Linked DNA regions of Mus musculus: all the other regions are linked to region 1. The links are chromatin loops, found by intact Hi-C in ENCODE. Cell type or tissue: heart. All regions are shown on one strand. Region 1 holds the start of Adprhl2 (ADP-ribosylhydrolase like 2). Region 2 holds the start of Ago1 (argonaute RISC catalytic subunit 1). Region 3 holds the start of Ago3 (argonaute RISC catalytic subunit 3).

The links. A loop is a pair of places that touch in the nucleus more often than their neighbours do. Peaks named below come from ENCODE experiments on the same cell type or tissue, not always from the same donor. Only the 100,000 strongest peaks of a DNase experiment are listed, where the experiment ranks them.
Region 2: a loop joins it to region 1, with 2.6 times the contacts of the local background. A loop is called at or near these places in 2 of 42 quality-filtered maps.
Region 3: it touches region 1 in a loop (2.2-fold over the local background); 5 of 42 quality-filtered maps call a loop at or near these places.

What each region holds. Positions count from the first base shown.
Region 1 is chr4:126,318,757-126,326,756 of GRCm38, forward strand. It overlaps Adprhl2 (ADP-ribosylhydrolase like 2), which reads right to left and starts at 2,947. Exons shown (of 6, transcript NM_133883.2): 1 at 2,686-2,947. The coding sequence starts at 2,914. Tekt2 (tektin 2) reads right to left here and starts at 6,932. Exons shown (of 11, transcript NM_001357262.1): 1 at 6,889-6,932; 2 at 6,378-6,447; 3 at 6,047-6,252; 4 at 5,838-5,963; 5 at 5,474-5,679; 6 at 4,883-5,026; 7 at 4,601-4,715; 8 at 4,364-4,471; 9 at 4,064-4,207; 10 at 3,816-3,895; 11 at 3,365-3,663. The coding sequence starts at 6,202. The coding sequence ends at 3,450. In heart, a CTCF peak has its summit at 3,021 (motif pointing left); DNase peaks (open chromatin) are centred at 2,995, 3,555 and 4,095; H3K4me3 peaks cover 3,015 bases; H3K27ac peaks cover 1,313 bases; H3K27me3 peaks cover 4,157 bases.
Region 2 is chr4:126,465,115-126,473,114 of GRCm38, forward strand. Ago1 (argonaute RISC catalytic subunit 1) reads right to left here and starts at 3,469. Exons shown (of 19, transcript NM_153403.3): 1 at 3,283-3,469. The coding sequence starts at 3,307. In heart, no CTCF peak of the experiment used is centred here; DNase peaks (open chromatin) are centred at 2,807 and 3,577; H3K4me3 peaks cover 2,919 bases; H3K27ac peaks cover 2,572 bases.
Region 3 is chr4:126,426,419-126,434,418 of GRCm38, forward strand. Ago3 (argonaute RISC catalytic subunit 3) reads right to left here and starts at 3,124. Exons shown (of 19, transcript NM_153402.2): 1 at 2,850-3,124. The coding sequence starts at 2,868. In heart, no CTCF peak of the experiment used is centred here; a DNase peak (open chromatin) is centred at 3,193; H3K4me3 peaks cover 2,194 bases; H3K27ac peaks cover 1,625 bases.

The DNA of each region.
Region 1 (8,000 bases):
GCATCAGATCTCATTACGGATGGTTGTGAGCCACCATGTGGTTGCTGGGATTTGAACTCAGGACCTTTGGAAGAGCAGTCAGTGTTCTTAACCTCAGAGCCATCTCTCCAGCCCTGATTTCTGAAGGGAAACTTTCCACTCCCTTCCTCCCTCCCTCCTCAGCATCTTAGCCTGCTTGGACTATATGCTTTCCACCTCCAGTGTGGCTTTACGCACTGCCACAAATTCTTTTTTTTTCCGAGACAGGGTTTCTGTGTGTAGCCCTGGCTGTCCTGGAACTCGAACTCAGAAATCTGTCTGCCTCTGCCTCCCAAGTGCTGGGATTAAAGGCGTGCGCCACCACTGCCTGGCTGCCACAAATTCTTAAGTAGGACATTGCCTCCTTTTCAATTCATTCGATCTGTACACAAGTCTCTTCCAGTTTGCTCCCATCCTTTCCCATCTTCCATCTCATGGCTCCCCTGCAGGCTCAGGACCAATCAATCCTAGCACTTGGCTCAAACCCTTGCAGCTAGGTCTGCTCCCTACCCCCACCCACCTCATCTTCATCTCCCCTAGCTTCCGGTATTCTGGAATCGCCTCCTCCTTTCAGTTTGTGTTTGGATGGGTATGTCTGCCTTCATGCTCTTAACTGCTGAATTATCTCTGCAGCCCCCTTTGTTTCTGAGACAGAGAGGGTCTCACTGTCAGTAGTCCTATCTCGCCCAGGGCTGTGTAGACCAGGCTGACCTCAAACTTGCTGACATATTCCCACCTCTTTCTTGTAAGTGCTGGAGTGCTGGGGGGTGGGGGTGGTGGTGTCACATGTGTGTGGCACCACATTCATATTCTGGTACTTTTTTTTTTTTAACCCCTCAAGACAGGGTTTCTCTGTGTAGCCCTGGCTGACCTGGAACTCACTCTGTAGACCAGGCTGGCCTCAAACTCAGAAATGAACCTGCCTCTGCCTCCCGAGTGCTGGGATTAAAAGAGTGCGCCCAGCCCTACTCTGATACTTCTAACATGCCACACTCAAAGAGGCTACTAACCTGCTAGGACAGGACCTTTGCTTCACTGAGAGAAGACAGTTACAGAGAATGGACTCGTCTAATGAGTGCCTCCCGGATCCTTCAGATAGCCAGTCCACTCCCTCCTTGTTGTTCAAACTCCATTTCCCCTCTTCTCAGGTGGCCCCTGTGTCCCACGTTCATAGCTGTAAACACATTCCTAGTCTTTGCCAGCCTGGTCATAGGTAAAGGTCACCCTCGCTCACTGGGGTCAGGTGTTGCTCTTTGCCCTTCTCTCTATATGCTCAGCACATGTCTGTGAGTGAGGGGGCACTGTGTGTCCTCCCTCCTTTTGCTCTGTGCCCTGGTCTTCCTGAGGGAGCCGTTCTTCTTTAGTCCTAGCTGGAGGACTGACCTCCTGCCTAGTTAGACGGCAACTTGAAGGCATCCATCTCTTATTGCCAGTCCCTTATGTAGGACTGGGCTCCAGACTCAAGTTGCAATGTTCGTAGAGTTGGAGCAAAGGAGAATCTCTCTCGTTCTCTCTCTCTTTTTTTAAAGATTTATTTATTTGTTATATGTAAGTACACTGTAGCTGTCTTCAGACACCCCCAAAAGGGCATCAGATCCCACTGCAGGTGGTTGTGAGCCACCATGTGGTTGCTGGGATTTGAACTCAGGACCTCTAGAAGAGCAGTTAGTGCTCTTAACTGCAGAGCCATCTCTCCAGCCCCAAGGAGAACCTCTTCTGCAGTGTTACTGGGACCATACTGTAGGAAAAGGAGACTGCCAAAGTGAGCTCCCCCCAAAGGGAAACTCAAGGCCAAGAGGAACCAAGCAAGCTAGTTAGGAGTTGAACTCCTGGACTTAGCACTGCTGGAGGCCAGAACTTCCTTTGGACTCTGTCAGTTCTTTCCACTCAGACCCTCTTAAAATGTGTTTCCTGCAGCCACAGGGTCCCAACTACCACTCAACCTAAAACACACCTTTTTTTTTTCCATCTTACCAAACCATAATGAAATAAAATTTGTCTTATCTCTGCTTCCTTTAACACCCGTTTTCCATGTTCTCGACCAACTCGACATGGTTTTCTGGGTCCAGACTACCCTGACTTTTCTGTAACACACCAGTGTCCTAGTCTTGAAATTCTTTCCTCTGGTTTTGTTACCATCCTTCCTACTTCTCGGCACACCCCGTCCTTCCTCGCTCCTTCCCCTACCTCTAAATGCCTCTTAACTCGTGGAGTCCTCTGGGGTTCTGACGACGGCCCCCTTCTACTATGTTACATGCTCTTCAAGAAGAACCAAGTCTTCTACTGACATCTGACCTGGAATCTGAGGACAAGCTGCGTTTGCAAGCGAAAGGAAGGGACATGTCTTAACAGGCTAGGGACAGCCCTCGCCGACGCCCACATCGGGCCAGCAGTTTGAGAAAGCTGGTCACGACGGAACTGGCCACGCGGGAACTGGCTCTAGCCAAGGTTTTAGGCGAGGCCTGCGCTCTGAATGTGGTCATGGCTGGAGACCTACAACCACGGAGAGCTGGAGCAAACCGATTCGATCCAGGGGCCTTCAGCCTCGTGACTTCGTGGGAGCTCGCCGCAGGAGCCTCCACCTCGGCAGCCTAGTCTGCGCGCGCGCCCCCGAGTCTCGGTCCCCTCGCCCAGGGGTGGGGACCCGATCGGTGGTGCCCCGCCCACCTGTCCGCGCGCTGCCCGGCGTGCCCGGGTCCGGCTCCAGGCTCTCGACGTGACTCAGGACTGATGCCAGGCTGACGGTATCGTGTGCCTCGTAGACAGCGCCCACGCAATCTCCCAGCAGCGCGCCCGCCAGGCAACCTCGGAAGCGCGAGATGGAGCGGGCCGCACTTGCCCCGCCGCCCCCCGCCGCCGACATCGCTGTAGCTGCTGCCGCCGCAGCCACCGCCATCCGCGCGCGGACTAGTCGCCACTTCCGGCATCGATGCTGCCGCCTCTTTGGTCGTCTCTTCCCCGCGGCCCCACAGCGCCCCCTTGTGGCCCGGAGTCTCAGCCTACGTCCTACCCCACAGCGCCACTCAACGGCTGGGAGTCTCAGCGCCCCATAAGTACTCGCACGCTTCGCTTTGGCGCTCCCTACCTTCTCATTTGTAAATGGCACCACAAATGCGGCCGACAGCTCCCTAAAATCCCGCGGAGGACCCTTTGAAAAGCACCTGAACAAGAATGTTGCCCACTCAAAGCCACTGCTGCCCGCGGGCGATCACCTGTATCTTTACACCCGTATTCCTTCTGGAGTCGCTTTGGACTCGACCCCTATGAAGTCTAGGCGACTCCATCGCTCAAGTGGACTGTCTCACTCGGTCAGCCACTCTCATGGGGTAGCAGAAAAGAGCCTGGCTTGAGAACTCCATTTTTATTATTTTACTGTCCCCTCACTACTCCCCCCTCCCACCAATCTTGTGTCTTCCCTCAGCCGCCAAAGCCTAGGTTAGCTCCAGCTGGCAGATTTTGAGTGGACTCAGTGTGCGGTTTGTCGTGCGCGTGAAGGTGTCCACCTGGGGCACAAATTTCTCAGCCGGCACCGTCAGCTTGCGTCGGGTGTCCATACACTTGGTGTCCAAGAGCAGGGTGTTGGTCTTGCACGCGATATCAGCCTGTATCCGGGCCAGGTGCTTGAACAGGGCATCCAAAGCGTTCCTGTAACGCAAAGCATCGGGAGCTCAGAGCCCTACATCAGGCTGCAGGGGCCAGGACATCTCACCAGCATAAAGCCCAGAGAGACCAGCAGGCACTACGGCCCCATGGTTGAGCAGTGCCCCCCACTATTCCTGCCCACTCTCTAAACCTACTGTGTTTGGGCCAGCTTCTGCTTCATGGTATTGATGGTTGCCTCTAACTGGTGGACTTCATCAATGAGGCCATACTGTGTCTGAAGACAGAGGGGCAGGATGGGGTTTTCAGTTCAGCCGCAAGACCCTTCAGCTGGTCGCATAACTGCCTTGGACCAGAATGCTTGTTCCACAAGAAACGTGCGAAGAGGGGTAATACTGAGGTCTCCTTAGCAGACAGGGGTGGTCCCCACCGGGGCCCCTTGTACCTGGTCCCGGCAGAGCTCCACATTGGACCGGTAGGTTCTGGACTCCAGCCGGGTATGTGCAAGCTTCAAGTTCATCATCTTTCTACGCAGGTCCTCCTCCAGGCGCCGAATGTCTCCCTGCAGCTCGGCTATCTCTTCTAAGGTCTGTGGCAGACATTACTGTTCTCCACCGGCAAGACTCACACTAGGGCTCCCAACTGAAGCTTCAGGGCAGGGTTCCTTATGCCCTGCCTCACAGCATGGTGGGAAAGGCAGGGTGGTGGGGTTGGGGGAGGGTAAGGGGGTGGTGGTGACACTCACATTTTTCTCTTGCCACTTGAGCTCACTGTAAAAACTCTCCATTTCCCGAAGCCGCTTCCTGAAGGTGAATTCTGTTGCAACCCTCTGAGCGTCCAGTTCATTGTTGGTCTGCATGAGGAGGGTGAGCCAGGCCAGAAGAGGGTGTCATGGCCTTGTGAGATTGCTGTTTGAAGTCAGGGAAGGGCTAACATGTGGTCAGTGTGGAAAGAAAGACAGAGGTGAGTTGGGCTTAGTCACCTGAGCAATAGCTAGGGCAATGGCTTCCCTCAACTCTATGGACGCTTTCATTTCGGCCTCTGCCCGGTTCTTGTTGAATCGAGTAAATTCATCCCACTGCTGCAGTGTGGTGGAGCTGTGGAGGCAAGCAAACAATGGGGGTCACTGGGGCACACAAGGAAACGATGGGGTCACAGGGACACACAAGGAAACAATGGGGTCCTAGGGACACACAAGGAAACAATGGAGGTCACAGGGACACACAAGGCACACAGAAAGGACTGACTGAAACACTGGTCTTACTCTTTGGGGATGCGTGTGGGGTTGACTTTCAGAGAGATGTTTGGGGAAGTGAGGTTGAGAGAGAGGCAGCCCCTGTCGATCTCCAGTGTCTCCATTTTGTCCCGGTGGTCAGAGTTGAGTTGCTGCCGAATTTCCTGCAGGAGACTGGAGAAGGAGAAGACACTGGAGCCATGGCTCCCAAGGACCAGGACGCGAGCCTCACTGGACTGCAGGGATACTGAAGGTTTGTGGTATGTGTGTGTGCGCGCATGCTTGTGTGTGTGTGTGTGTGTCTGTGTGTGATGCATGTGCTGCTGCATCTAAGACAGAACAGCCTTATGAGTGTCCCTCAGAGTGTACCTCAGTCACAGGTATGTGACTTCACATGCACGCATGAACATTTACAATAAGGGGGCCAAGATCAATGGTGGAACTTTCAGCCGCGGAACAAAGGCTGCCTAGGTTCCTGACAATGAGTAGGCCTTGGAAAGCAAGTCCTAAATGACCAATATCTCCTGCCAGAAGGCTGTGAGGGACAGAAAGTATCATCCAGCAAGTCCCATGATGCCCCCGGGTGCATGTGAGTGTGCTCCGGTCGCCCCCCCGCCTCACCAGAGGTGCTGGAAGGCCTGGCTGATCTTCTCCTGTAGGACCTTCTTGGTGGCTTCAATGACTTCCACCTCTTTCAGCAGCTCTTCCTCCACAGGGTCCCTCACCACATCAATGTCTCGCCGGCTCTCTCGCAGAGTCAGGCACTCGATGGCCACATCCAGGGGCAGGTTCTTGGCCTGCAGGTTTTGCTCCGCCGATTCTTTGGCCTAGAAAGGAAGAGCACGGGGATTGGTGGGGCCATGCTCAGTGGGAGAGCGCGCCCATCCTCACCTCAGCAGAGGGAATGGTGTCCAGATCTGAAAATGGGGTAGGAGGGATAGGCCTTGCCATCAGAGCCTGCGGATGCCCAGCCCTGGCTCCCTGCCTGTGCCAAGCTATCGATCTCAGCATCTAAATCTGTCAGACACTTGTCCAGCGTCTCCTTCCACCGGTTGACAGTGTCGATCCTCTCAGCCAGGCGGGTCCTATTGTCATGTTCATCCCATACAATCTGGAAGAGACAGAACCAAATAAAATGAATGTCTGTGGTTAAGGGCTCTCCCATGGCCCATGGACCTTAGCGGGTCCACAAACCTGATTGTTTGTCTCATTGCGAAGGATCCGGGCCTCCTGGCGGATTTGGTGGGAAGCATCTCGCTGCCGCTCTGCATTGGTGGACAATAGGTAGCTGTTGGTGCGCCAGTCGGAGAGCCGGTAGCGTTCGCTGGGCTTGAAACTTAGTGTCGCCATGGCTAAGGAGACGAAGGTCTGAACCCCTTAGGCCTGTTCCAGATCGCCACCTGCAGAAGAATAGAAAACCCGCCTTTTCTGGATCCCCTCTCCCCAAACCTTGGCCTCTTGGCTCTAAGCCCTTTCCCGCAGAGTCTGCTGGGAAGGTTTCCAACTCAGCCCCCCTCCAACTCACCTCCTGTGAGGTATTAGCAATCAAGCTGTATTTCCTCAGTGGTCTGTCTTCAGGCACAAAGCCCTGGAGCCTGCAGATGCAAGGATGCTCGTAAAGGAAAGGATAAAGTGTGTGTGTGTGTTTGTGTGTGTGTGACTTACTGAAGGGATGGCAGGGAACATACCCCTTAATCCAGTTTCCACCCCTACTTCCAACAATCACCCCTTCTCAGGCTGTGGGCCAGGCCCACGGGGGATCCGGGAGAAGAAACCTTGTTTCCTTTCCAGGGTGGACTGGGCGCCACACCCAGGCTTTAACCAGCTATCTGGGTAGGGAGGGAGGCTGGGTCCCTTGCCCCGCCTGGTATGGAGGAGGGCTGGCCGCCTGGTAGGAGGAGCTGGAGTCAGAATTTAGTGTCCAACAGTATCCTTCCTGCGCACAGGCTCCAACTTTGGGGTTTCAGTCAATACCCGGGCCTGAAAACTGGGTTAGGAGGTCCGCCGCGGCTGCTCTGCTCGCCGCATCCCCTCACCTGGTTTCCCCTCACGCCCTCAGGGCCCAGGTCTGAGAACTCCTGTTGTTTGCGGCTCTGGTTGCCGAGCAACCGCCCCCTCCTCGCGTGGTCACCTGTGCCCCTGCGCTGTCACCTGGGCCTCAGCTTAGCCAGGCAACCGCGCAGCTGCGGATCTAGGAACTGAACATTTTAGTTTTGATCAACGGTTTACACTGACAAGTTTTAAAAGTCTGGATAGTTCATAGGAACAGTAAAGGCTTCGTTTTCAGGCTCGCTTTCTTTCCGGGGTCTCCTTCCAGAAATAGGTGGTGTAACAAAAAAATATATCTTGGACACACATCTAAAACATATATATATATATATATATATATATATTCCTTTGATTTTGTTTTGCCCAACAATTTTACCATTGTTTGAAGTCGTACAAAAAACAGCATTCCTTTTATAGACAACATAAGATAAGCCTGGAAAAGAAAAAGGGTTGACCTCAGTGAACTGTGCCTTGGACCCAGTGGGCCTCGCTTGCCGAGCCTGACACATCACCTCAGCAAAAGCTGAGCGTCCTGGTTGGTGCACAGTTGTAATTCCAGCAGGGACCAACAGGCAGCGTGTGTTATTCCTTCCAACGTAAAGAAGTGTAAAAATAGAGGTGTATGGACTTGGTAGGCAAGTGGAGGGTGGGGCTGCCTTCTAAGAAGTGGGAGGTGCTTGCTTGTAGGGGGATCCATCCTGCTGGCTAGTTTCTAAGCCCAGGAAAAGTAGAACAGATTTAAAACAAACAAACAAACAAACAAAAACAAACAACAAAATCCCAGATTCCCCACTATGTAACCCAGGCTGGCCTCAACCCAAATCCTCCTTCCTCCGCCTCCTGGGTGCTGAGATTACAGGTGTGAGCTACCACAGGCTCTTTTGTAGACTCTGATATACAGCTCATAAATGGGACACAAGCAGGAGTTGTTTGTTTGTTTATAGACAATTTGTGTAGCTCTGACTGTCCTGGAACTCACTCTATAGACCAGGCTGGCCTCAAACTCACAGAGATCCACCTGCCTCTGTCTCACAAGTGCTGGGATTAAAAGCCTGTGCCATCACCACCCAGCTGTGAATAGGAAGTTTTTTTTGTTTTT
Region 2 (8,000 bases), 150 kb after region 1:
GGACTTGACTCCCTCTAACCACCTGTCAAATCAGCCCCAGCCCCTTTCCACAGAGGAGCATGCAAGTCCAGCCCAAAGAACTCAGCGGCAAAGGAACTAAACTAGTCACACCTATCCCAGAAAGAGCTGAGCGGACACTGCGCACAAGCCCACTAACAAACACCCCTCTCACATCCTAGCTCTTTAAAGTTTACTGTTGCACATACACTCACCATCCTCAGCTCAGTGTTTCAAAAAGAGGACCATACTTGACCTAGTCACAGCTCAAGCTAATGCCGGGCACAAAGACAGGTACTTAGTATACCCATATGAAATGAATGACCAAGTCTACCCATAGGCACACCACAAGAGTACACAACTACACAACCACACTCGCAACGGTCCCGAACGAACAATCATAAACTCTGCATTGGAGAAGCACTTGCCCCCTTTCGGATAGATCTTTCCCTTTCCCAAGTTCTAGGATCCCATTCACCTTTTGCCTCCTAAACTGAAAAAAATCAGTTGAAATTCTGGGAGAAAGACATCCCTCTAGAACCAAGGGCAAAGCAGAAATTATAGGGTGTGAGTTGAGACAGACACTCCCCTCAGGGCGCTCTCCACCCCAGAAATGGACAGTACACCAGTGCCAGCCCAAGAGCACTCTCCTGTCCAGGATTCAGGGAAAACGGAGAACACATCTCCACTTCATCCCCAAACTAGGAAAGAAGGCATGAGGAAACAACTACCTCTCTGCCATTCTGTCCCCAGGAAAGCTGCACAGCTGTACAGTCTCTACTCCCCAACCTCGCCCTGCCCCCAGCTTTTAGTCTGAGAAAGGAAGACACTTCCCCTCAGACCCAGACAGGGACAGACGGCCACTTTGTGATGCAGATGAGGGCCCCAGCACAGAGGACAAAGCTCCAGCCTAGGGGGAAAGGGGCGGGGCCCTTCCCTGCAGACAAAAGCAAGAAGGGAGGGGCCCTGAAAATGACACTCCCCCTCCCCCATCCCCTACAAGCACTGAGAAGGAAAAGTAACCGAGCTCAAGGCCCAGGCTCAGGATTCCTCCCCAGCGACTCAGGGGCTCACACATCTTCTAAAGAAGCCAGCCGACTACTCAGAGGGCGTGTACCCTCGGTCAATCAGGTGGTGGGCAAGCAAGGACTGAGGCCGATCTCTCGAAAAATATCTGTCCACAAACATTAACCACCCACATGCATAGACACAAATTACAGAATAGGCACATGAGTTTAACCATATGCTCACACTTGAATGATCTGAGTCAATTAATAAACATGCTCTCTGTGTCAGGCCCTCCAGACGCCAAGCAACTGCTGCACTGTCACACAGATAAGTCGGACAGCACCTCTACCCTCAAGGCACTCTCAGGCCAGGCCATGCCCGAACACACCAGTTCACTGAAGGCACATCTGGACGTGAGCAACAGTGTTTTGAGTCTTCTCAGAATACTCCAGCACCTTCCAAAAGAACAGCAGTCCAGCCCCAGAAGGAAACAGCTATGGGGTCCCTCCATCAGAGTTCCCAGCCTGAATTTTAATTCCGTCTTTTGATGACGCCACTAGCATTTTCCCAATGATCCAGCTGACTCCAGTTCTCCAGCCCTTCACCTGGCAGCTTCCTTCTGTCCTGTAACAAACAAGCCCCCTTTCTTCATCACCCCAGAACCCATCAGACACTCGTCAGGATAAAACCATTAGCAATTCAGGACATAAGCTTTCGTCAGTCTGTCTGGACGTGGGTCCTACTCTATAGTCCCCGGGTTTGTTGGTAGTAGTTTCCAACCTAGAAAATAAGGATTTACACTCTACCTAACAAGGCTATCTGTGTTTGGGAAAATACAATCAGTACACATTACAGATCAGTTCCTCCTTGTGTGTGTGTGTGTGTGTATCCTCTAAATAGGAAAAGTAAGTTAGAGCTATTATCAGGTCAATGCTGCCCCACCCCCAACATCTTGCTTCTTTTTTCTTCTCTCTCTCCCTCTTCTCTCCCCTCTTTGGTTTTCTTTTTGTTGTTGTTGTTTTTGTTTGTTTGTTTGTTTGTTTTTTGGAGACACTGTCCTGGGACTCGCTCTGTAGACAAGGCTGACCTTGAATTCATTCATCTGCCTGCCTCTGCCTCCCCAGCGCTGGGATTAAAGGCGTGCGCCACCAGTGTGTCTGCCTAACAACTTGTTTCTATCAGGCAGACAAGCTTGGCAGCTTTGAGTCTAATGACATGCTCCTGACGTGGGAAAAGATCCACTAGGAAACAGGAGGCACAGGTATATAGAGAGATTATATTGTGATATAGAGTCAATTCATGGAAAAGGAGGGCACTATCTTCAGATTAAAAGCTCCCATCTCTTCTCAGGAGTGGTCTAGAAACTTGAAAAACATGTGGGCCTAGTTTCTCAGTGACCAACACTTTCCTAAGGCCTATCTTCTGAGAGAAGTAGCTCATAAAGCAAGGCTTTGGTCCCCGTCCATCCTCATGCAGCAGAAAATGCACTCTGGCAGTTGACCTCGACCCTTTCTTTGACAAACTGCTACTCCGGGGTTTAAGGACCAAGTGTCAGAGACCGCCCCCCACCCTTCCCCCAAGACAGAAGGCAATTCCCATTTGTACTACGCAAACAGAATCTGCGAGACTGCACACTCCTCCTAAACCCAGGGGCACAGGAGGGATACTCCAACAGCCACGCCCCCACCACATAGGGCAGCCCTTCAGGCTGGTACCTCCGCGCATGCTCCCGCGCCACCACTCAAGTCCCCAATCTAAGGGGGGAAATCCCTGGTCTAAATCCCCACCCACCGCCCCCTGACCCTCACCCCCGCTTCAGGCCCAGCTGGGCGGAGCTCAGAGGCCAGCCCCGGCGCCTACTCCCCAGAGACATTAGCTTAGCCCAGCCCAGCACGGCCGAGCCCCCGCCCCCCGACAGGCGGTAGTTCCAGGCCCATCTGTGTCGCCCCCCTCCTCTCCAGGACACCTGGAGCCCGCCCCCCTGCCACCTGCCGGGCCTCCCCATAGGCCTCCCCAGACCTCACGGAAGGACACCGTGCATTCAGGCCCTTCTCCCAGGTTACTTCTCACCCTCGGGACAGTATACTGCTTCCTAGGACAAACAGCCCGGGTCTCAGATCTTCACATGGTTCTCAGCCGGAACTGCATACAACCCCCTTCAAAATGGGCCCCCCATCCCCTGAGAGCCCCTCTCCTCACTCTGCAACCATGCTCTATGCCGCGAGAGCCTATAGGGCTTTGGAATACACACTGCTCCCAGTCCCCGAGGGCCCTTACCTGCTCCCGAGGGTCCCGCTTCCATCCCATATACCCGTGCGGAGGACAGGCGGCCGGGAGACTGAGGAGTCCAGCGTGAGGGGCCTAGGTACCTCGCACTTGCACTGCTCGGGCTCCCGGGCCGGGCTCGGCTCCCCCCCGAAGCCCGGCCGCTCGCGCTGTCGCCCCCGCAGCCTCCGTTGCCGCCGCCGCGGAGCCTGCAGCAGCTCCCCCTGCTAGCGCCCGAGTAGCTGCCAGTGCGCAGGCGCGACCGATGGGCCCATGGGGCGGACGGGAACGAGTCAAGCGGGGCGCTCGACGGCAACAAAGGCCAATGGAGAGGGGCGGGGGCGCGGGGACCGTGCAGCGGCCTCTGGCGGCCACTCGTAGCCGTGCAGCCTGGCGGGAGGGCTCCAGTGGCGGAGCCGCGCAGTGGCGTAAGAGGGGAGGGGCTGGGCGACACCCCTTCCCCGGCTGCAGCCTGGGGCCCTGTCTTTTCCCTAAACAGATCTCTGGAAACCTATCCACAGCCCCGCTATCAACACAGAGCCTGGCTCCCACCCATTCCCCGACCCTCTCCCCCTCCAACACCCAATCACTCAAAGGCCCTGCCTCCCACCTCTCCCAATCACCCTCACCCTTAAGTCTTGACTGCCTCTGCTAAGTCAGTCTTTCTGTGTCCCTAGTCGCTGATCTCATTAATGCCACCCACCCTTCCAGGCTGCGTGCCTGGCGCTGAGACCACAAATGTGTTAGAAACCTTGCCTATTCTGGCCGGTGTAACAGTTTTGACACTGACAGAGCTCTCTATCTGCAGGAAGCACCTGCCTCCACTTTTTCGTCTGCAGAACGTTTGCTCCTACCAAATCTCTTAATGACGTTTTGTGTCAAACCCCAAAGGCTAATTTCCTATTATTTCCCTGCAGCATCTGAAACTATATCTCTTCTTAAAAATTAAAAAAAAAAAAGACTTTCCTTGGCTTTCACATTTTCTTAAGTCTCCTAATGTCTGTCCTGAAGAGCTTTCTTCAGTGGCTCCTCTTGTTTTGTTCACTGTAGTGACCTGAATTTTATATTCTACTCTCCCCTTGCCTCTTCACAGCTTCATCCACTTTTAATGCCCAAATATCTATACGTTACCATGTTGCAGCTTCATATTTCCTACTGTCTGCTGGACAGCTCCAGCTGGATCTAACAATTCAAACTTAAGTCCAAACCTAACCCTTTCTTTTTCCCCTACAAAATACATATATTTGTCCTGTCTCAGTGAACTGCATCTCCATGCCAAAAATATCAGCTCCTGTCTCCCTTGTCTATTTGCTATATTCAACTGTGTCTTGACATGCTTACCTTATGAAGTGCTCTCAAAGCATTCCCTGTCATTCTCATAGTCTCTAGTGTGGGTACCCTTTTCTTACCTTGCCAGAAGCACCACAGCTAATTCCTTGATCGTCTCACATAACCTTCTCATTTGGTCTGCTGCACTGATGGGGTAATTACAGAGAGACCCAGCTCAAACGTAACTTACACACACACACACACACACACACACACACAAACGCACGCACACACACACACACACACACATTTTTTTGAGACAGGGTCTCACTATGTGCTCTTGGCTGGCCTGAGACTTGTTATATAGATCAGGTTAGCCTTCAAATCACAGTATTCAGTTTCTTCTGCCTCCCAGGTGCTGGAATGAAAGCTGGCCACCACCACTCCCAGCTTCTATGTATTTTCAATGTTCACCTTACATCAGATGCTATACAAAGGAGAAGGAGTTTAGGAGATGGATGATGTTCACACCTTACTAGTGAGATGAACTTAAAGACATTCATTTTAGTATGCCTAGCTTCCTTTCAGCTTGTGAGTTGCCTTCGGAGTGAGTCATAGGCCTTATGCTGAGTAAAAGGATGTATGTCTCAGGTGGGTGGGGTAGCGCAGGCCTTTATCCCAGCACTGATAAGGCAGAGGCAGGCAGAACTCTGTGAGTTCAAGGCCAGTCTGGTCTACTTAGTGTGAGTTCTGGGACATCCAAGACTACAGAGTGAGACCCTATCTCAAACAAACAAACAAACAAACAAACAAGCAAACAAACCTCTCTCTCTCTCTCTCTCTCTCTCTCTCTCTCTCTCTCTCTGTGTGTGTGTGTGTGTGTGTGTGTGTGTGTGTGTGTGTGTAATAACTTTTCAGATGATGCAGATATGGCTAAGCTGGGGGCCACACTAAGGACTAGTGCTCTCCAGGGACTAAGAAGAAAGCTCTAGAGCTGGCTTGTCTTGGCTTCAATCCTTAGCCTGCCACTCACTAATTATGCAACATTAGACAAACCATTTTGCTTTTCTGTTTCTCACTTTCCTCTTGTGTAAAATGGTGGTGCTGTAGTAGCTACATCATTGGCTGTTTTGAACATTACAAGAATTAATAAAACTTCAGAACAGAGCCCAAAGGGATGGGACCACAGGAGCAGCTGCTATCAGTCACTATCTGCCTCCCACACAATAAGTTCCTAAAAGATGGATCATATCAGATACATTTCTGCCTCATTCGCTGTTAAGCAAATATGTGCCTATGATAATTAGTAAATTTGGATTTAGCTGAATTAAATAGAGCATAGAGAAAACAAAAAACAACGTTTAGAAATAGCAAGACATTTGGCCTGAGTTAAGACCTTTGCCTGGGTTAAGTGAGTGGGAAGGAAAGCATTCCCCAAAAGCCTGAGTCTCCCTCTGAGTCTCCTTCTGTTAAGACTCAGCCTTATGTTTATTTTAAGGAAAGGAACTGATCACTCCTTTGACTGACCTCCAAAGGGTACAGTGGTGTCACACTCTGGCCCAGCTGTCAGAGTTTTTCTGCAGACAGACTGCCCCCACCATTATGATGCCCACCCCCATCTCAGCTAAGAAAAGGGGTAGAAGGAAATTCAGAGAGCACTTTGTTTTTCAGGCTGACACACTCAGGGTCTCTGGTTTTTAATTATTAAATTATGTTTTGTTTTGTGTGTTCACACCGTAGCATATATGTGGAAGTCAGAGGGCAATCTAGGTCACAGTTACCAATTTCAGGTCATGAAGCTCAGTGGTGGGTGCATCTTGCTGGCCACTCATTAGCTCTAAATATACATCCCTGGAACTCTACTGGCGCACTCTCTTCCCCATTCAACCCTTTCATTGTCCACTGCCAACACACAGAGGCCTACCATCTGTGGGTACCAGTCTACTCACCTTTCCTCTCACAACTTCTTAGAACTGAAATAGGAAGAATGACAGAAAAAAGAAAAGAAACAAACAAAACAAAAAACTGTATCCCCATCTGTGCTCTCCTCTTCTAAACATTAAAAACATTGTAGAATACAGGCACAGTGGTACGTGCCCATACTCCAGCACTCATGAGGGCAAGAGGATGAGAATCTGTTGAGCCCAGGAGTTTGCTACTAGCCTGGGCAACACAGTGAGAGACACCTGGGGTGGGGGGTGAGGGGAAGGGAAGGAGGGGGACAGGGAAAGAAACAGAAGGAGAGAGAGAGAGAATAGAATGAGAACAAAAAAAAGTAAATGGAAAATTCAAGGAAATCAGTAGTAATTGACTAGTTATAATTAAGAACAATGATGATAAACTATCCAGCTTGATCAAGAAATAAACAGGGAGATGTTTGTGATCTGTATTAGAAAGTGCATCTGATAAGAAACCATATCAAGTGATCTGATACAGCCACCAAACCCGGATGTTATTGTGGATGCTGGGAAGTGCTTGCTGACAGAAGCCTGATATGGCTGTCTCCTGAGAGGCTCTGCCAGAGCCTGACAAATACAGAGGAGGAAGCTCGCAGCCAACCATTGGACTGAGCTGGGGGGGCGGGGGGCTGGGGGGGTTCCTGATGGAGGATGGACTGAAGGAGCTGAGGAGGTTTGCAGCCCCATGGAGGGAGCAACAGTGCCACACACACACACACACACACACAGAGCTCCTGGGGATTGGACCACCAACCAAAGAATACACAGGGATCGGCACCCATGGTGCTGGCCACATATATGGCAGAAGATGGCCTTGTTGGACATCAGTGGGAGAAGAGGCCATCGGGCCTGAGAGTATTCAATGCCCCAGTGTAGGGGAATACCAGGGAGGGAGGATGGAAGTGGGTTGGTCGGGAAGCACCCTCAGAGAGTCAGGGGGAGGGGACTTTTGAAGGGGAGACCTGAAAAGGGAAAAAATATTTGAAATGTAAATAAAGAAAATATCCAAGAAAAAAATTAAAAATAAAAAAATTTTTAAAAAAGAAGCCATTAAAAAAAACAAACTAGTAAAGGAGAGAGACCAAACCCTCAATGCAAACACAAACTAAAAGCAGTAATGACTGCCGGGCTTGGTACTGCAGCCAAGCCTAAGCATCAGCCTTCCTCCTCCCCCAAATCTCTATACTCTAGACAAATAAAGATACAGACGAACAAAGATACAAGGATAGATTTGAGCTAACTCTACAATTCAGAAAAACAACACAGATGGCAATTTCAATGAAGCCTTCAGTATAATGACAGAAACACATGGGTGTGCCGTAAAAAGTGTAAGGAGATGAGTCTAATCCAGCCTAGGAGAATCAGGGTAAGTTTCCTAGAGGCATGAGAGAAATGAGCAGAAATTAACCAGGCAAAGGAGGGGTAAGTGAAAGGTGTCAGCAGAGGGTGCAAAGGTCAGAATCAGCACACACACCATGGGAACTATCAGCATTCCTAATGCTC
Region 3 (8,000 bases), 110 kb after region 1:
AGCCCATATATTTTATTTAACTCAATTGTAATTAGACCAAAAAAGTTTTATAAGATTTACCCCCAAGGAATCATAAACATAAATGCCAAATTATTATTTAAAATGAATTATTCCCTTTTTTTTGTTGTTAAATTGAAATTGAGGTGGTACTAATTAGTGGACTGTATAGGACAACTGAAAAATGCCTTATAGAGCTAGGTATGATGGCATACAGCTTTAATCTACACAAGGAGACCTAGTTTCACAAATAACCCTTGTAATATTTCATGCAAATAGGAAAGAAAGAATAAATATTTCTAGTAAGGAATGCTCCATCACTAAATAATTACATAATAATTATATTTTATATCCTCTATTGCACTAAAAGGAAAACAGAATTTGAGAACCAAAATTTCAGTACTAACCTAATAGACTGTTAGAAAGCACCTATATCTATTTTTTTCAAATTTAAAATTTATTATATTGCTTTATGTGTATGAATGTTTTACCAGCACATATGTATGTGCACCATATGCATGCCTGATGCCCTTGGAGGTCAGGAGAGGGCATCAGATCCCCTGGGACTGAAGTTATAGTTTTGAGCTACCACATGGTGCTAGGAACCAAACCCGGGTCCTCTGCTGAAACAGCAAGTGCTCTTACTTGCTGAGCCATCTCTCCAGCCCACATAGCTAAAAAATGTCAAATCTGAATTTAAAACCTAGTTGTCTATTTTCCTAAGTATGTTTCAATTTCACATTCACTGTAACAATTACATAAAAATCGCAAGAACAACACAAAAAACTCTCTCTCCCTTTTTCTCTCTGTTTCTCCTTCCTTCCTTCTTTCTTTCCTTCCTTCCTTCCGAAGGGTCTCACTATGTAGCTTTGGCTGGCCTAGAACTCACTATGTAGACTAGACTGGCCTCTAAATCACAGAAACCCAGGTGTTGAGGTTAAAGCCATGGGTCGCTGCACCCAACCAAAAGAATCATTTTGATGGTAACAACCTTGAGCCTGATAGTAAACAACAGCCAGTCACACATAAACTTCACTGAAGAACAAATTCTATGTTTCAAGATGGCCAAGCATGGCTGGTAGAACTGTTTTGTTTGTTTTTATTCAATGAACAACAATTTGGTTGTTTTGTTGTTTGTTTAGACAAGGTCTCACTAAGTAGCCCCAGCTGGCCTAGAACTCTTTATGTAAATCAGGCGGGCCTCCAACTCACAAAGATTGAACCATCTCTGCCTCCTGAATGTTGGGACCGAGGTGTGAGCCACCATTGCCAAACTAGTTAATAAATCTTAACTATACCTTCCCTGATGGGAAGACATCAACTGCTCTATATTTTATCAAAACAACACCCAAAAAGAAAAGGTACATTTTACTGAGTCAGGCTTAGCTAATTGTATCAACTGAGTAGTTGGCCCTATATCACAAATAATCAACACATGTCAATATTTTCACATAAAAAGCCCAAATAGGGAAAATACTCAATTTGGGGGAAAGCTCTTCAAAAGTTTTAGGTAGATGATTAACACAACCTTAAATGTCATATTTAGTTTTCCAGGCTTGGCAACAGGGTAGCTATGTAAAAATCAGAGAGCTGGAAATAATCAGATTATCTTATAAAGTAAAAGCAGTACAGACAGAATGTAAACTTTTAAAGCATAGAAAATACAGTCTGGAAACACACATATTGATAATAAGAGTCCAAAACTTCACAGCCTAGACATATTTCACTGTTAAGAAAATATGAGAAAAAAAATGGAACATAGAAAGGGAAAAAATGGTAGACACTGAGTAGAAAGAAATTCCACATAATAAAGGAAATGCCTTTTTGTATCCCTTCGACAATTATGCCCTGAACTGATTTGAAGGCCTTCTATGTTGCTAGTTTTAGTTTTGGGTTTTTTTTTTTCTCTTATATTTGGGGACCTTTCAAATTGGCAAGATGAGATATGAAATTCAGTGACTTGCTAGGACATAATAACAAGGCAATCCCCCAAATATATGAAAACAATATATTACTGATCTTGTGGATGGAGAGAACTTTCAAACTGGAGAACAGGGTGACTGCTGGGCCAGCAGGCCGTTATGTAACACCTATTTCATGTTACTCTATCAACTACTTTAGAATCGCTGACTACTTTTTCCTTTTTAAAGACAAGCACTATCCAGGCCGGCTTCCTTTCTCAAGACCTCTTTTTTTTTTTTTTTTTTTTTTCCTCAAGAGACAAATCCTAAATTCCAGATTTCCTGTGCAGGGAATAGAAAATAGAGGGGAAATAGTGTCAGCATCCTGAAGCTCTGCCTTCTAGTAAGCAGTGGTCCAGAGCGACAGGACATCTCCGAGCTCCTCAGAAACTACACACTCAGACACTGAGAACCAGGGGTGGGAGCAATGCCATCTTGCATCTGACGTCGCCCGAGCACCAATTAGAAACGTAATCATTGATTATCTCAGAGTATCCTCAAACTACACTAATAGGTAGATAAGGGTTATGCCTGACTTGTTCTGCATCCATGGGACACACGACCCGGTTAAAGGACAAGCGCGCCCTTTATATTTCCAACAAGAATTCCAAAAGCAAGGGCAAACTTCTCTCCATTCTCAGGGGAAAGCACTCTAGGGGGATGTCATCACCTACAGAACTCCAAACTTAAGCCCTCCTTGTAGTTTCGCCAACTCAATGACCCCAAGAGTGTAGGTCCCTGGGCTGTGGAGAGGACACCCGCATCGGGCCTGAAAGCCCGCAACTCCCTCACTATGTGCGCTGACAGCACCTGAAGTGGAAGGAACAAGGATGCTCAGGGGACAACATCGGGGTAACGACCCCACCTGCCCTGTCCCGCAGCTCGCCTCACCTGCGGAGCCGATTTCCATTCATGGAGCTGGGGGGAGTGCTTCACGAGAGAAGGGTGCCACCACAGAGGCGAGGAGCGGACGCCCTCGGAAAGCTCCGGGCACAAGAGGCACAGTCGGGAGAGACAGACAGCCTGCAGCGAGGTAAGAGCGGCGACAGTCCTGAGTGAGGACGCTGGAACCAGGTCCGGAACTTGCGTCGCCCACAGATGCTGACGCGTGCAGCTTCCCGACCCGCCAGCCGCCCCGCCGCCGCAGCCGCTCGCTTTTCCCGGTCGCCCCCGGAAGCCCGCTCGCGTCACTTCCGCTCTCCGGATCCCGCCCCGCTCTCCCTCCGGGTCGGCAGCTCGCCTGGAGCCAGAGCCTTGCGGGAGCAACAAGGTCTGGGGATCTGTGGGCGGGTGAGCCGGTGCCTGGCTGGGGCGGAGCCGCGGATGGGCGGTCGCCCTGCACCCGCTGTGCCTGACGGCGACAATCCCGAGCGAGAGGCCAGCTTTCCCCGTGCCAGCCTCCCGGGTGAGGACCGCTGCTTGAGGCGACATCGCTGCCTGCCCGCGGAGCTTACCTGAGGTACATCCTACCTGAGAGTGGCGGGTGACCAGCCAAGGGCATCCTCCCTCCCAGCTCCGTCTGCCACACCCGCTTGGAGCACGTGCACTAGGCGGTGACCACAAGTTCAATATAGTTTTTAAACGGATGAACAAGAAACGGGATGTTCCATGTATACCAGATGGAATTACGTTTATGTTTAAACAGTCTCCCAATACGTTGAGGAACCTAAACGACCTTCCGGTGTTTAAACACCTGCTAAACCTTCTCTTCCTTGGGACTCGAGACTTTTACAGCTAAATTGGTCAGCCTCCAGTTTCCCCGATCCGATCCAGTCTGGTGCTTTTCTGCTGACTTGGAACCTTTGGGAGACTAGACCCAGCTCATTATCCGGCAAATAGTCCGTCTTTTAAAAATACTTGGCTTCGTGAAACCAGATACTTCATGCAAGCTTAGCAATGATTCAGTATTTTTCCCCGTGTCCCAATGAACCAGTAATGTTTTGACATATATTTCTTTTTTAAAAAAGAGAATTGAGAAAGATTTTATTTTCACGATCCCTTCCCTCCCCGTTTTGGGTTTTTGGATTAGTCACTTTATCTTTGGACTTTAGTTTCCTCATCAGAAAAACTGAAAGGAAAACAAAAAACAAAAACCTCCCAAATGTTAGTAACAAAAATATTTACAATAGTTACAATTTTGAGGTACTTAATAAATATGCTGACTACATAATAAACATTTAATACATGGAAGTGACTCCAAGCCACATCTAGCACACCAATTCTGCCTCTCTTCCTGTTGACTGAAAAGAAATACTCTTATCACTTTTAAAATATCACATCCTCAGATGAATGAGCACATCTTAAAAGTCATGTTCAAGCTCTGATTATATACAATCCATATTGACCTAAGCCATAAGAACTAAATCTCAGACTTGTGGAAGGACCTATCCTACCCCCAATCTCTTGATTCTGGAACTAGTTCTTTGAATGAATGCAAGCTCAACTAGCTTCCAGAAAAACATGGTGTGGTGACAAACAGCATGCTTTTATTTGTTTTCAAATGTGTGTGGTGGTGTCTGGTCTCTGCACTTCTGGTGTCTTGGAGGCAAGAAGAGGGTGGCAGATTCCTGAGAACTGTTCAAACAGTTGTGAGCCATCCTGGGTGCTGGGAAGCACTTAGGTTCTCTGGAAGAACAGCCAGTGATCATAACCACTGATTCATCTTTTCGAAGGTGCTGCCTTTTTTAACACTGAAGGAAGATTTGCGTCCTTAGAGTCAGTGAAATCCAACAAATATCTGTGATGGGTTCCTATCTACTTTTGCTTTTACTGTTTTAGGGTAAACCCACATGAAAAACTCATGAATTAAAATTTAAAGTAGGGAGGCAAAAAGGTCTAGGAGATTCTTGCCGATGAAAAGTTGTATGAGACTTTCCCCTGGCCAAATACTGTTTGGGGTAACTGATTTCCAAATGAGCCTAATCTTGGGGACATAAAGTTTTGTGTATCTTGTTAACTGCCACACCTTCAGTACCAGAGCAATGCTTGTTGCTGTCCTGTAAGAGCACATTAACTATTTGCTGGCTGGCTGGCTGGATTGTTTTCAAGGATAGGGCTCAAGAAGTAGGATAAAACTGTGGCTTATGCCTGATGGCATCGATGGTTCTCAGAAGGAAGATCTATAAAACAGTACAAAGTCTCAGGTGCAGAGGAAGCAGTGAACACTGTGCACTGAGCATCCCAGCAGCCACCTCAGCCAGACAATGCAAATTTTCTTTAAATACGACTAAAAAAAGCATGAACTAGAAAAGTTAGAAAGACAGTAAATTTAACTTTACATTAATAAATTGGACATAAAAATGGGACGTTTTTTTCCTATTCATAACGAAAGGCAAGACATGGGTTAGGAAAAATTACATATATATGTACACATATGTGTATATATACACATATTATCTCCAACAAAGAACTTATTTCTTGAATTTTATATGCTTTCATAGCTCATTAAGACAAACAACCAAATTTAAAAAGGAGTAAACTACATGAACCACCCAACAAAAATACCAGGGTATCAAATAGTTACACGAATACATGAGTCGCCATGACAAAGCACATTAAAATACCAAATGCTCAGTGCATTTCAAACTTCCTACAGTAACGTGTGGTAAGGCCTTGAGGCCTCCAAATGAGATTCAGGGATTTAAGAATACTCACTTTCTTCCCAACTGCCACTGTTATTCTACAGCCCTTCATGTGTCTGTAGTCTCCTTCCTGTGTTAGGGAAGACACACCACTAAAAAATGACAGCCCCCACCAGTCGTTTCTAGAATGACTTGTGTTTGGATCACCAGCAACAAACACAATATAAAACATGGGCTGTAAGAACACATGGAGCCAAGGCTGAAGGCTCTCTACTACTCTCCATAAGCCAAGGTACCCACCCAAAGGTCCTTACCTGCTTCTGTCTTGTCAGACATAACTAACCTTCCTAGTCCTTACGATGCAAAGGATAAGTCCCATTAATGTAAGTCTTATAAAGGATGACTTTGCTGCTTTCCCAGTGGCATGAGAAAATGAGCCAGTGAGACATGAAGCCTGAATTGCAAGGGCATCCAGAGGAAGATTTCTTTGTTTTAGAAAGAAACACTGTAAGGGGAAAAAAAAGTCCTTCTATCTTCTGACATGGCTGCTTTGAAGGATTGCTTCTTTCATGTTCTCTGCATATCTTCCCAAGCGTGTAAACCTTCCTCAGCCTAGAGTCAAAACAATGTCTGGGAAATGAGAGTCCGTTTAGTATTCCAATGCATCATTACTGAAGTGATATTGACAGCAGCCTGGTAAAGCATGGCCGAGGCTTAGAACTTCTAAGTACGATCTTTCACTATATCGTTAACCTCTAAACCCTAACTGCCGTAAGATTCTAGCATCAAAGGCAAGAGGGAAGATTGTTCAACCAGTACTAAAAAGGCTATCTGTACTGGCTAGTTTTGTGTGTCAACTTGACACAAGCTGGAGTTATCACAGAGAAAGGAGCCTCCCTTGAGGAAATGCCTCCATGAGATTCAGCTGTAAGGCATTTTTCTCAATTAGTGATGAAGGGTGGGAGGGCCCATTCCTGGGCTGGTAGTCCTGGGTTCTATAAGAAGCAACGGATTGCTAAGTCTTTCAAAATAAAAAAACAAACACCTTCTGTGTCACTGGGTGGTGGTGGTGCATACCTTTAATCCCAATGCAGAGTTCTAGGCTAACTTGGTCTACAAAGCAAGTCCAGGATAGTTCGGGATCTGGTACACTGAGAAACCCTAACTTGAAAAACCAAAATAAAATAAATTTGTCTTATTTCAACCAGGAATATGTTGTTCAAGTTCAACCAACTTCCTTTAAGATTTGCAGCTAGAAGGATCCTGGTGTCTAGGCGGCCATATCCCAAAGGGATTTGACAGGTGGTAACCAAAGGCTTAGTGTTATAATTTGCAAAGTCATAACACTTGGCCTCCAGAGGACTGCTAGACCTATTATATGTACACTGTCTGCCAGTGATAATTCCACAGTGGGCTCTCCGCCAGAATCCTCTGCACCTTCTTCCCCAGTGTTGAGAAATCAGTGTTCTAGTAGTACTAGGGAAGATACCAGACCTCGCAAGCTCAACAACTATGCCACCAGCTTAAGATACAAACCCAAGAAACCCCTGAAGTTGGGGGTGAAAGTATCCGAAAGATAATTTGCTGACACCAAGAGATCTTTTCCTACTCTGCTTACCTGAAGATGCAGGAACATCACGTTTTGGCTTACTTAAAGTTCAGGATTATAGACTCCATCCCTTGTGTTTTTGTTTGGCTGGTTTTGGTTTTGGTTTTTTGAGACACAGTCTTACTATGTTGCTCTGACTGACCTGAAATTCAACATATGCATCAGGCTAGCCTTGACTCAGAGATCACCAGTCTCTGCCTCCCAACTGTTGAGGTTAAAGGTGTGTACCACCAAACCTGTCTCAGTATCACTTCTTGATTTGCCCCCTCCACACTCATGTTCTCCAGCTCACTTCACTCATCCTCAAATACATCTCTCTTGGTATCTATCTGCCTTTGTCTCGAGATGACAGAACAGAGTGTAGTTTCTGTTCCTAGGTGTTCACAGTCCCTGGAGAAGACACGTTTTAGCAGTAAGTACAGCAAGCTAGGTTCTGTCTGGTATACCAGCACACAATGCATAAAACTTGTTAGGAATAAAATCAGGACTTTTTTTTTCTCCCAAGAACAAGAGAAATTTGAAAGTGGTGGTGTTATCTGATGGACAATTTGGAAGTCCTAAATTCCTTTTCTATTTTTTCTCCACCTTATTTAACCAGGCCAAAATAAGTTACCAGTTTATCTAGTGGTAACTTGGCTGTCACCTAGCTTCTGACTCCTCCCCATCCCCAAGGCTGGCTGTCCAGTGTATTTCTTTTTGTAAGTGGTTTCCCTTGCACCTGAGGCCTTAGCTACCTTTTACCCAGTGTAAATCCGGTACTTCTACCAGCAGTTTCCCATCTTGCCTAAGCACCAAGACTGTGTTTATTGGTAACTTTAATTGTATTCCCCAGGAATCTCAAGATCCTTAAGG